Regions from separate parts of the Homo sapiens genome. Here region 2 is linked to region 1. Evidence: chromatin contacts called from ENCODE Hi-C data. All regions are on one chromosome and are shown on one strand. Each heading gives the region's core, a stretch centred on a gene start or an enhancer-like site at or near the end of the contact. The rest is flanking DNA. Distances are from core to core; before and after follow the strand shown. Region 1 has its middle 25 kb from the start of XIAP. Region 2 overlaps TENM1 (teneurin transmembrane protein 1).

Region 1 (4,607 bases), core at 302-2,801:
CGGCATGAGCCACCAAGCCCGGGCTAGATATGTAGGAACTTTAAATGCGTATTACTCACTGAAAAAAGCCAATCTGAAAAGTCTACATAAGGTATGTTTCCAACTATGTGACATTCTGGAAGAGGCAAAACTATGGAGATAGTGAAAAGTTCAGTGGTGATCAATGGTTAGGAAGGAGAGAGACAGGGATGAATAAGCAGAGCACAGAGGATTTTTAGAGCAGTGAGACTATTTTGTATGATACTGTAATGGTGGATACATGCCATTATTCATTTGTCCAAACTCATAGAATATACAACACAAGGCCGGGCGAGGTGGCTCATGCCTGTAATCCCAGCACTTTGGGAGGCCGAGGCGGGCAAATTGCTTGAGGCTAGGAGTTCGAGACCAACCTGGCAAACATGGCAAAACCTCGCCTCTACTAAAAATACAAAAATTAGCCAGGCGTTGTGGCGGGCGCCTGTAATCCCAGCTACTTGGGAGGCTGAGTCAGGAGACAGGAGAATCGCTTGAACCTGGGAGGCGTGGATTTCAGTGAGTCGGGATCGTGCCATTGCACTCCAGCCTGGGCAACAGAGAAACTCCATCTCAAAAAAAAAAAAAAAAAAAAAAAGAATATACAACACAAACGTGAACCCTCATTTAGTGTCAGAAACAGCAACAGCCTCCTGTAGGAAGGAGTAATCAGACGTTGTCAATGGAACCAACTGTATTGTCTTTTTGTTTTGTTTTGGGCTTGGTTTTTTGTTTTTTTGTAGAAATGGGGTCTCACTATGTTACCCATGCTGGTCTTGGAGGCCTAGGCTCAAGTGACCCTCCTGCCTTGCCCTCCCAAAGTGCTGGGATTATAGGTATGAGCCTCTGTGCCTGGCCCCAGCTATCTTCTTCACCTGTCATGCTTTGGACTCAATCACATTTTGGTTGTGTGGACTGGTTTAAGGGTTGTCAAGCTCACACATAAGACAAGGCAAGGGCCGGCCGGGCGTGGTGGCTCACGCCTGTAATCCCAGCACTTTGGGAGGCCAAGGCGGGTGGATCACAAGGTCAAAAGACCATCCTGGCCAACATGGAGAAACCTTGTCTCTACTAAAAAAAATTAGCCGGGTGTGATTGCACGTGCCTGTATAGTCCCAGCTACAGGAGTTCGAGACCAGCTTGGCCAACATGGAGAAACCTCGTCTCTACCAAAAAAAAAATTAGCCGGGTGTGGTTGCACGCACCTGTATAGTCCCAGCGACAGGAGTTCGAGACCAGCCTGGCCAACATGGTGAAACCTCGTCTCTACTAAAAAAATATGAAAATTAGCTGGGTGTGGTGGCGTACTATGCCTGCAATCCCAGCTACTCAGGAGGCTGAGGCAGGAGAATCGCTTGAACCCGGGAGGCGGAGATTGCAGTGAGCCAAGATCACCCCACTGTACTCCAGCCTGGCAACAGAGGGAGACTCTGTCTCAAAGAAAAAAAAGGCAAGGCAAGGGCCAAGAGCTGACTAATTTGGTTGGTAAAGAAACAATGAGTCATTCTAGATTTAGACATTTTATTACTTAGACAGCAAAAAGAAGACTAAACCTAGGTGAGAGCTCCCTGTGAATCATTGTCCCCAACACTAAAAATACAACACTGGCTGGGCACGGTGGCTCATGCCTATAATCCCAGTGCTTTGGGAGGCTAAGGCTGCAAGATCACTTGAGCCCAGGAGTTCAAGAACAACCTGTGCAACATAGTGAGACACCGTCACTACAAAAAATAAAATAAAAATTAGCTAGGCATGGTGGCAGGCACCTGTGGTTCCAACTGCTCAGGAGGCTAAGGCAGAAGGACTGCTTGAGCCCAGGATTTCAAGGCTTCAGTAAGCTGTGATTGCGCCATTGCATTTCCAATCTGGGCAACAGAGTGAGAATCTGTCTCAAAAACAAACAAAAAAACATGACAATGAAGCAAAAAGGGGCCAGATGACTGCAATGTGTGTTGTGGGACATTGTATTTGGGAGGAGTCCCTTCACAGCTACCACTTGGAGGTTTTATGTTCTGCAGCTTTATAGTATGCAGGATATATATTTATATAAATTTATATTTAATATTTATACAATGTGCATTTTATAAATTTTTATTTATGTATTATATTTAAAAGCAGTTTTATATTATGTGGGAGTGAGGCAGAAAGCTCCATTCCTCATCAGAGCCTGAGAGCCGATGGGAAATTGTCTCATGACAGCCTCCCATGGGAGAGTTGAGAGGTGGGACATGGCCTTGTAGGCTCAGGCCTCTTGTGATTGATCAGGCAATGACCTGGATTGGTCATTATTTGGAAGAAATCCAAGTTCAGACTTTTCAGGTAACTGGCTGTAAATTCCTAGAATCCTTATGTTGTCCTAGAAATTGCTTCACTTCCCTTAACCATTTCTTGCTAAGAGTGAGGAGGAATTAGCGGTAGTTCATTAGTTCATAAATTTAGCCTTTACGTGAATTGCAATATGCTTTAATTTTTTTTTTTTTGAGACAAAGTCTCACTCTGTCACCGAGGCTGGAGTGCAGTGGCGTGACCTTGGCTCACCACAACCTCCGCCTCCCGGGTTCAAGCGATTCTCCTGCCTCAGTCTCCTGAGTAGCTGGGATTGCAGGCATAGCACACCACCACACCCAGCTAATTTTCGTATTTTTTTAGTAGAGAAGGGGTTTCACCATGTTGGCCAGGCTGGTCTCAAACTCCTGACCTCAAGTGATCCACCCTCCTTGGCCTCCCAAATTGCTGGGATTACAGGCGTGAGCCATGGCGCCTGGCCTCCTTCTGGTTTTCTTTAGAAATTCCTGAGCAAAGATCTGTTCTGTGTGAAGTAAAGAGCTCTTAACCGGTGGATGGGCCTAACTCAGTTACAGCCAGGTTTCTGCCCAAAGAGAGCAGACTGAGTCAACAATCCTGCTTCAGGATGGTGTCCGAACAAGGCTTACTCCTGTTTGGGTATGCCACATGTTACTAGACATTAGGACAAATTAAGACTAACATTCAAAAAGTCAATAACCCACAGGAAGCCTGTGGACTACTTTAAAAATACTTTTTGGAAGCCTGAAAAAAATGTATGCCAATGATAAAAAATACTATGCACTTGGGAAATAAAACCTGCAGCTTGGTGAACTAGCAAAGTGAAAGAGGCTATTGTAAGTGGGGGAAAAGTGTCTCTCAAAAAATGGAAATATAGTTTCTAATGGGGAGAACAGGGAAGTCTGGAAAAGATGGAAGCTCATATATAAAGTAGAAATTACATGGGCCAAAAATGAATGATGAGTTCTTTGCCAGGGACTCTAAAGCTCCTCTCTGAAATATATCCAAGAGAAAGCCAGCTAGAGAATCAGTGGGATTACAAGGATTAAAAAGGGATTTGACCTGTGGCAGGAGCCTGGGAGGTGGGGGTTTCAGGTTGCTGGTGGCTTAAATGAAAGGGCTTTGGCACAGCTTTTGGTGAGGCCCTGGAGAGGTGACTGAGTAAGAAAAGTTTTATCTTTTCCTCTCTCTAAATCTCTTCTTTCCTCCTCCTATTTCATTCTCTCCCTGGCTTTTTCCTGATTCCACTTTTTTGCTCTTCTTTGCCTTGAACGTTCTTTTTCTGTTTTTCCTTGACCTTATCTTGGACATTTCCAAATTTCCATGTCTAGGGAGACTGCACAACTGGGTTTAGTCTGTAGGCAGGCAAGTTCTCACCTAAAATAGGTACTAAGATATTTCTGGGCTGGGTGAGGTGCCTCACGCCTGTCATCCCAGCACTTTGAGAGGCCGAGGCGGGTGGATCACCTGAGGTCAGGAGTTCGAGACCAGCTTGGCCAACATGGCGAACCCCCCCGCCCCCGTCTCTACTAAAAAATACAAAAAAATTAGCTGGGCATGGTGGCACACGCCTGAAGTCCCAGCTACTCGGAAGGCTGACACAGGAGAATCGCTTGAATCTGGGAGGCGGAGGTTGCAATGAGCCGAGATCACGCCATTGCACTCCAGCCTGGGCAACAAGAGCGAAACTCCATCTCAAAAAAAAATCGGTGCTGATATTTGTGCACCTAAGTAGCTCAGAACAGCAGTAGGTGAAGGGTAAATCGTCGCACCAAGATCCTTTGCTCTTTCCTCTAGTGTTGGAGAGGATAGACAACCTGGACACCCTTCACCTGGTAGGGTTTGGCTAGGGGAGGCTGACACCTGGTGGTCATATTTGGGAGGTGCAGAGAATTCATAATAGCCCCATGCCTTTACCATTTACTGACCATGTATACATTGAGCTATTTGCTGTACATTAATGCTCTCATTTAAAACTCAAAACAATGTTACCCTGTGGAGTGGGTATCATTACCTCTACTTGATATTTGGATGATTTATGTTAAACAGTTATAAACTAATTTGAGCAATGGGATAATGTCTTCTTTTCTTTCTCCTTTGTCCTCAGCTTCTGGGACAGTACCTAGCATGTAGTAGGCTCTCAGGAAATATTTGATGAAATATTGTTTTATTTATCAACATCATGGAACTTTAATTCAATGTCATCCCTTTGTAATAGAGCTGATTTGAATACATTCTTGCTAGATAAGCCTAGACTGTCTGCTGCAACTCTTGCTTAAACACCTTTC
Region 2 (4,565 bases), core at 109-2,608, 560 kb before region 1:
ACACCACACAGCCTGTCAGTTGCCAAACTCAAAGGTTTTATTCAATGCACAGCTATCCAAAGATACCCTTTTTAACTTGGAGCTATTCCCAAATTTCAATCCTTTTTTCCCCCCCTTCTCTTTTCCAGGGAAAGGATTAGTGTAGATTGAATACTGAAACAAGAGTGGAAATAAAGATTGATGGTCCACACTTAGGTCAAGGGCTATCATCTTTCAGGAAAGCAAGCACTTGTATGAATGTGGAGCTTTCTCAGCCTTGCCCACAAACCCAGTAGTAGGTAGTGTTCAGCCTAGTTCTTATTCTTATCATAGAGGCTGGTGGCACGTGAGCACTCAAGAAGGAGGTTGGAGGCCTGGCGTGGTGGCTCATGCCTGTAATCCCAGCACTTTGGGAGGGTGAGGTGGGTGGATTGCCTGAGGTCAGGAGTTCGAGACCAGCCTGGCCAACATGGCGAAACCCTGTCTCTACTAAAAATACAAAAAAATTAGCTGGGCGTGGTGGCGGGCACCTGTAATCCCAGCTACTCGGGAGGCTGAGGCAGGAGAATCGCTTGAACCAGGAAGTGGAGGTTGCAGTGAGCCAAGATCGTGCCATTGCACTCCAGCCTGGGTGACAAGAGCAAAACTCCGGCTCGAAAAAAAAAAAAAAGGTTGGGAGAGGCTCAGCTGGAAAAGCATTCTCTTTGCCAGGCTTCTCACACATGGTTTCCCCAGGAGACTCAGGGAGGAACCTGTGGCATCTTCAGTTCCTTCATTCTTTTTTAGCTCTTAGCCGAATTTTACATTAACTTCCAAACCTGACTTTGAAACTAGTGTTTCAGCAGCACTGGAATATCAGAGTGCATTATCCATAAACAGAGAAGCACAGCGGCAGACGTCTTGACAGGCAGAGAAAGAACATTAGGCAGAGTTGTCCTCTGCTTGCTTTGTGGTGGATTTTAAACAGTGATCCCTGCTTATGTAGCTATAATGACTTTACTAAGAAATGTGTTCTTGAGTAGTAAACTTAATCTATCAGACAAATAAAACCACAAATTTAGTTGAACTGGAAATCACTTGTTACTTTGGCTCTTTAACTATCATTATAGCATAAATTGCAACAGTTACAACCATCTCTGGGAGTACATGGATATTTTACAGCTATTGTAAATGAACAGTATTACAGTTGGAGATATGTGGCTGTGAAACCACAGGAAGGGTAGTTCAAGAACACCTGGTTTCCTATAGGCTTCCAGGCCCGTTGTATCAAAAGACAGGAAATATGCGCTTTTCTTATCACCTTTTAGGTGCACATAACAACACATAAGCACATAACAACAGGTGGCTGTATATGTATGCAAGACAACACTGCATGCATTGGCCACAGATGGTATAAAGAGTCAAGAGTCCCAATTTGTGGTTGTACTCCCTGAATTAAACCTACCCCTGACACAAACGGCACTTGCCCCCAGATAATTTAAGCATCTAACCACTAGTCTTCCAGATACAATTCATGGCATGGAACATTTGGTAGGTCTTCTTTTTTTTTTTTTCAGAAGTTCAAAATTAAGGGCAAATAACATTAGCCCCAGCTGACCAATGAAGAAACTGAAACCAAAAGAGGTTTAAAAAGGAAAGTGTCACACCCCAATAGAAAAATGGGCAAATATCATGAGCAGACAATTTATAGAAGATACACATGTGGCCAATAGATGTTAAAAAGTGTTCAGCCTCAGTAGTAATCAAATAAATGCAAATTTAAGCCACAGCAGCATATCATTTTCCCACTCTCATATTGGGAAAAGTTAATTAACTGATAATACTCAATGCTAGTAAGGATGGACTGAGATAGCCTCTCCCACTACTAGCTAATGGGAGTATGAATTTATACAACCTCTGTGCACTATAAAGTAATCTCTCAGGTTGCATCAGGGGTCTTTTAACATGTCTCATTTGACCCAGTAATTTCACTCATAGGGTTCTGTATTATGGAAATATTTACTTATAAAAATGTTCAGCAAAACATGCAATATGAAAGAGAAAAACAAAAACTACTTTCTGATTTCTAATTGGGAGAATAGATAAATAAATGTTTATCATGTAGTAAGACATGCAACCATTAAAAAGTATATTTTAAGAACATTGAATAACACAAGGAATGCTAAAGATAAAACATTAGCTGAAAAAGTAGGACACAAAACTTTAAATACAATCCTAGTTGTATGTTTTAAATGTATGCACAGAGATTATGCCAAAAAAGTAAGATAAATGAAATGAAATACAGTGAAGTGTTAACAGTGATTTTCATTGGATGGTTGGATTACATGTAATTATATCCTTTGTACATTTCTATATTTCTAATTTTTCTGCCATGAAAAAGTTATCTCTTTTATATTTGGGGGTGGGAGGGAAAGGTTACTTTTTAAAGCAAAGAGCACAAGATTCTGAACAAAGGAAGACCAGAGTCTGGTATGAGAGCATTAGCTTTGCAGCCATCCAGACCTCTAAGATCAAAACTCTTTCTGAACCAGGATGTTGATCTTGGATTCCTGAGACCTGAAAAGGTTTTATGTTTAGGTTTTTCAGAAAGGTTCAAAGCCCCCCTAAGAGTATATTAAAAATGTTAATATATATGCATTTTATATGCACTTTTCTTGGGATACATTGCATAGCTTTCAGATAGTTAAACAGATCCTTGACCACAAAAGTTAAAATTAACATCAAGTTTAGTTGAGTAGCTAGTGAATCAGTTTAATCTGACTATGATTAATGTAGTCAAATCCTAATGTGAGTTTCACTCCTCCCCTTCATTAACAAGATATTTAACATTTCATTCAGGATCATGTTGACAACTCTTACCGATATAAATCTAGTACACTAAGCTACAATCACCTTGGAATCTGAAATGTGGTCCTATTCACAAGCCTAAATAAAATGAGAAAAGTAATCATTATGTTATACAAATAACAATTACTAGTGTTGTTTCACAGCTTACCAAGTACCTGTATATGGAATATCGTTTAATTCTTAGCACAAGTTTGTGGTGTAAAGTGGTAACATCACTCTTGTTTCACAGATAAGAAAACTAAGGCGCAGATGGAAGAAATGACTGGTGCACAGACAAGTAACTAGTTTGAATGTCTCCTGACTGCAGTTCACTGCTACTTAGACTCCTCAAAGTCTCTCCTTTTTCATTCTTGTTTTTGTTCCTGCCGGATACACTAGGACTCTCTCCACCCAAATCAGAAGTCTGTCCCCTAAAAGCTGGGTGAAGGGTACACAGCAACTCTACCATTTTTGCAACTTCTTGTGAGTCAGACTATGTAAAAATAAAAAGTTTTAACACAACAAAACATAAAACCCACTAAAACTAAAACTTAACTAAACTGAGCTAAGCTAAAATAAAATAAATTTTAAAATTCCTTCCTGCACTTTCCACCTATGCCTTCTTCAAAGCTCCCCTCTTCCACAGGGCCTTCTTCAGTGCACTGGCCAGCAGGGACTGAACCTCTTAATGACTAAAATCAAGAACACCTTTTTTTTTTCTGAAACACACACACACAAAAAAAAACAGTTGAGGATTGCATTTTCTAAGTGATTGTGTTGTAATCAGCTACCCATAGCAGAAGTTACTGGTAGATCTAGCAAACACTGACACTACCAGCTGAAACGTGGAAAAAATCAGGTCAGTTGTCCCACTGCTGATTTTTTAAACTTTTTTTTTTTTTACTAAGTCATTTAGTTATTTGGTTATCTTGTGTGAACCCAGATGAATTTTATCAGTCAGGCACCGTTGAATACTGTCTTTCATGGAATCCAGTTCAAGATCCCTTGAATCAGGATCACTCTGGGACTGCTACAAGGTTTTGAGGTGCCCAGAGAAAATGCTACCATACGGTAGAAAAAGTCTAGAACCAGAATCATGTGAAAGTACTGTTTCTAAACTTGGAATCCAAACTTAACTCTGTGCTTTAACCACAGTTAGTGGTGCTGCCCTTGTGAATGCTGGGGGACCTACCAACACTTAGTTCATTTACCTACAGGCCTCCGTGAAAGTATTGCTAAGTGAGATTCCATAACTAGAGGGCAAGGCAACCTGAGTTCCCCTATAATAGGTGTGAAATCATATAAAACTCCAAGCCCAGGTGAATGAGGAAACCAAAGAAGGGAATCTGTATAAGTTAGAGGGGGCTCACTGTATTCCTTTTGTCTGATTTCTAATCACACAAATAATTCACCCTTTTATGTTATGGCCACTTCACTGGTGAAAAGGGTGAAGGAATACCCACTCCTTAGTAGGCAACTGACTTACATAAAATAAGATCACATAATTACTGAAAACTGTGGCACTGCACTTAAGGCTTGAGCTGGGGAAAAAGCAATCAACAACCACCTATTGAGAGTCTAGAGTATTTCAAGTACTTAAGACATAGCCCTGCTCTCTGAGAGTGTACAATGTGGTAGAGGAATAAAGACAGGTGGCATCTGTGGAATGTGAAGCCGTGAGGCTTCAGAGGCAAGACAGACTCTATCGTTGGATAATCAGGAAAGGATTCATGATTGTCAGTGCTCTAATGAGGGGAACA

The links. Hi-C counts contacts between places; a loop is a spot of excess contacts on that map. Pooled maps may share reads with other maps.
Region 2: a loop to region 1 is called in a map with no recorded cell type, with 4 times the contacts of the local background. The contact joins two enhancer-like sites. A Hi-C loop is called at or near these places in 2 of 168 maps with a recorded cell type or tissue (MCF 10A and PC-9), 10 of 37 single-sample maps with no recorded cell type and 11 of 50 pooled maps.

Annotation. Positions count from the first base shown.
Region 1 is chrX:123,833,120-123,837,726 of GRCh38, reverse strand. No RefSeq gene overlaps it. Among named protein-coding and RNA genes, the nearest start is that of XIAP, 25 kb to the left of the region's middle. Within about 2 kb of position 1,551, at least 3 of the 41 ENCODE cell types and tissues checked have a DNase peak (open chromatin) inside an H3K27ac peak, as active enhancers do.
Region 2 is chrX:124,392,389-124,396,953 of GRCh38, reverse strand. The region is part of intron 30 of TENM1 (teneurin transmembrane protein 1); the gene reads left to right. Among named protein-coding and RNA genes, the nearest start is that of SH2D1A, 48 kb to the right of the region's middle. Within about 2 kb of position 1,358, at least 2 of the 41 ENCODE cell types and tissues checked have a DNase peak (open chromatin) inside an H3K27ac peak, as active enhancers do.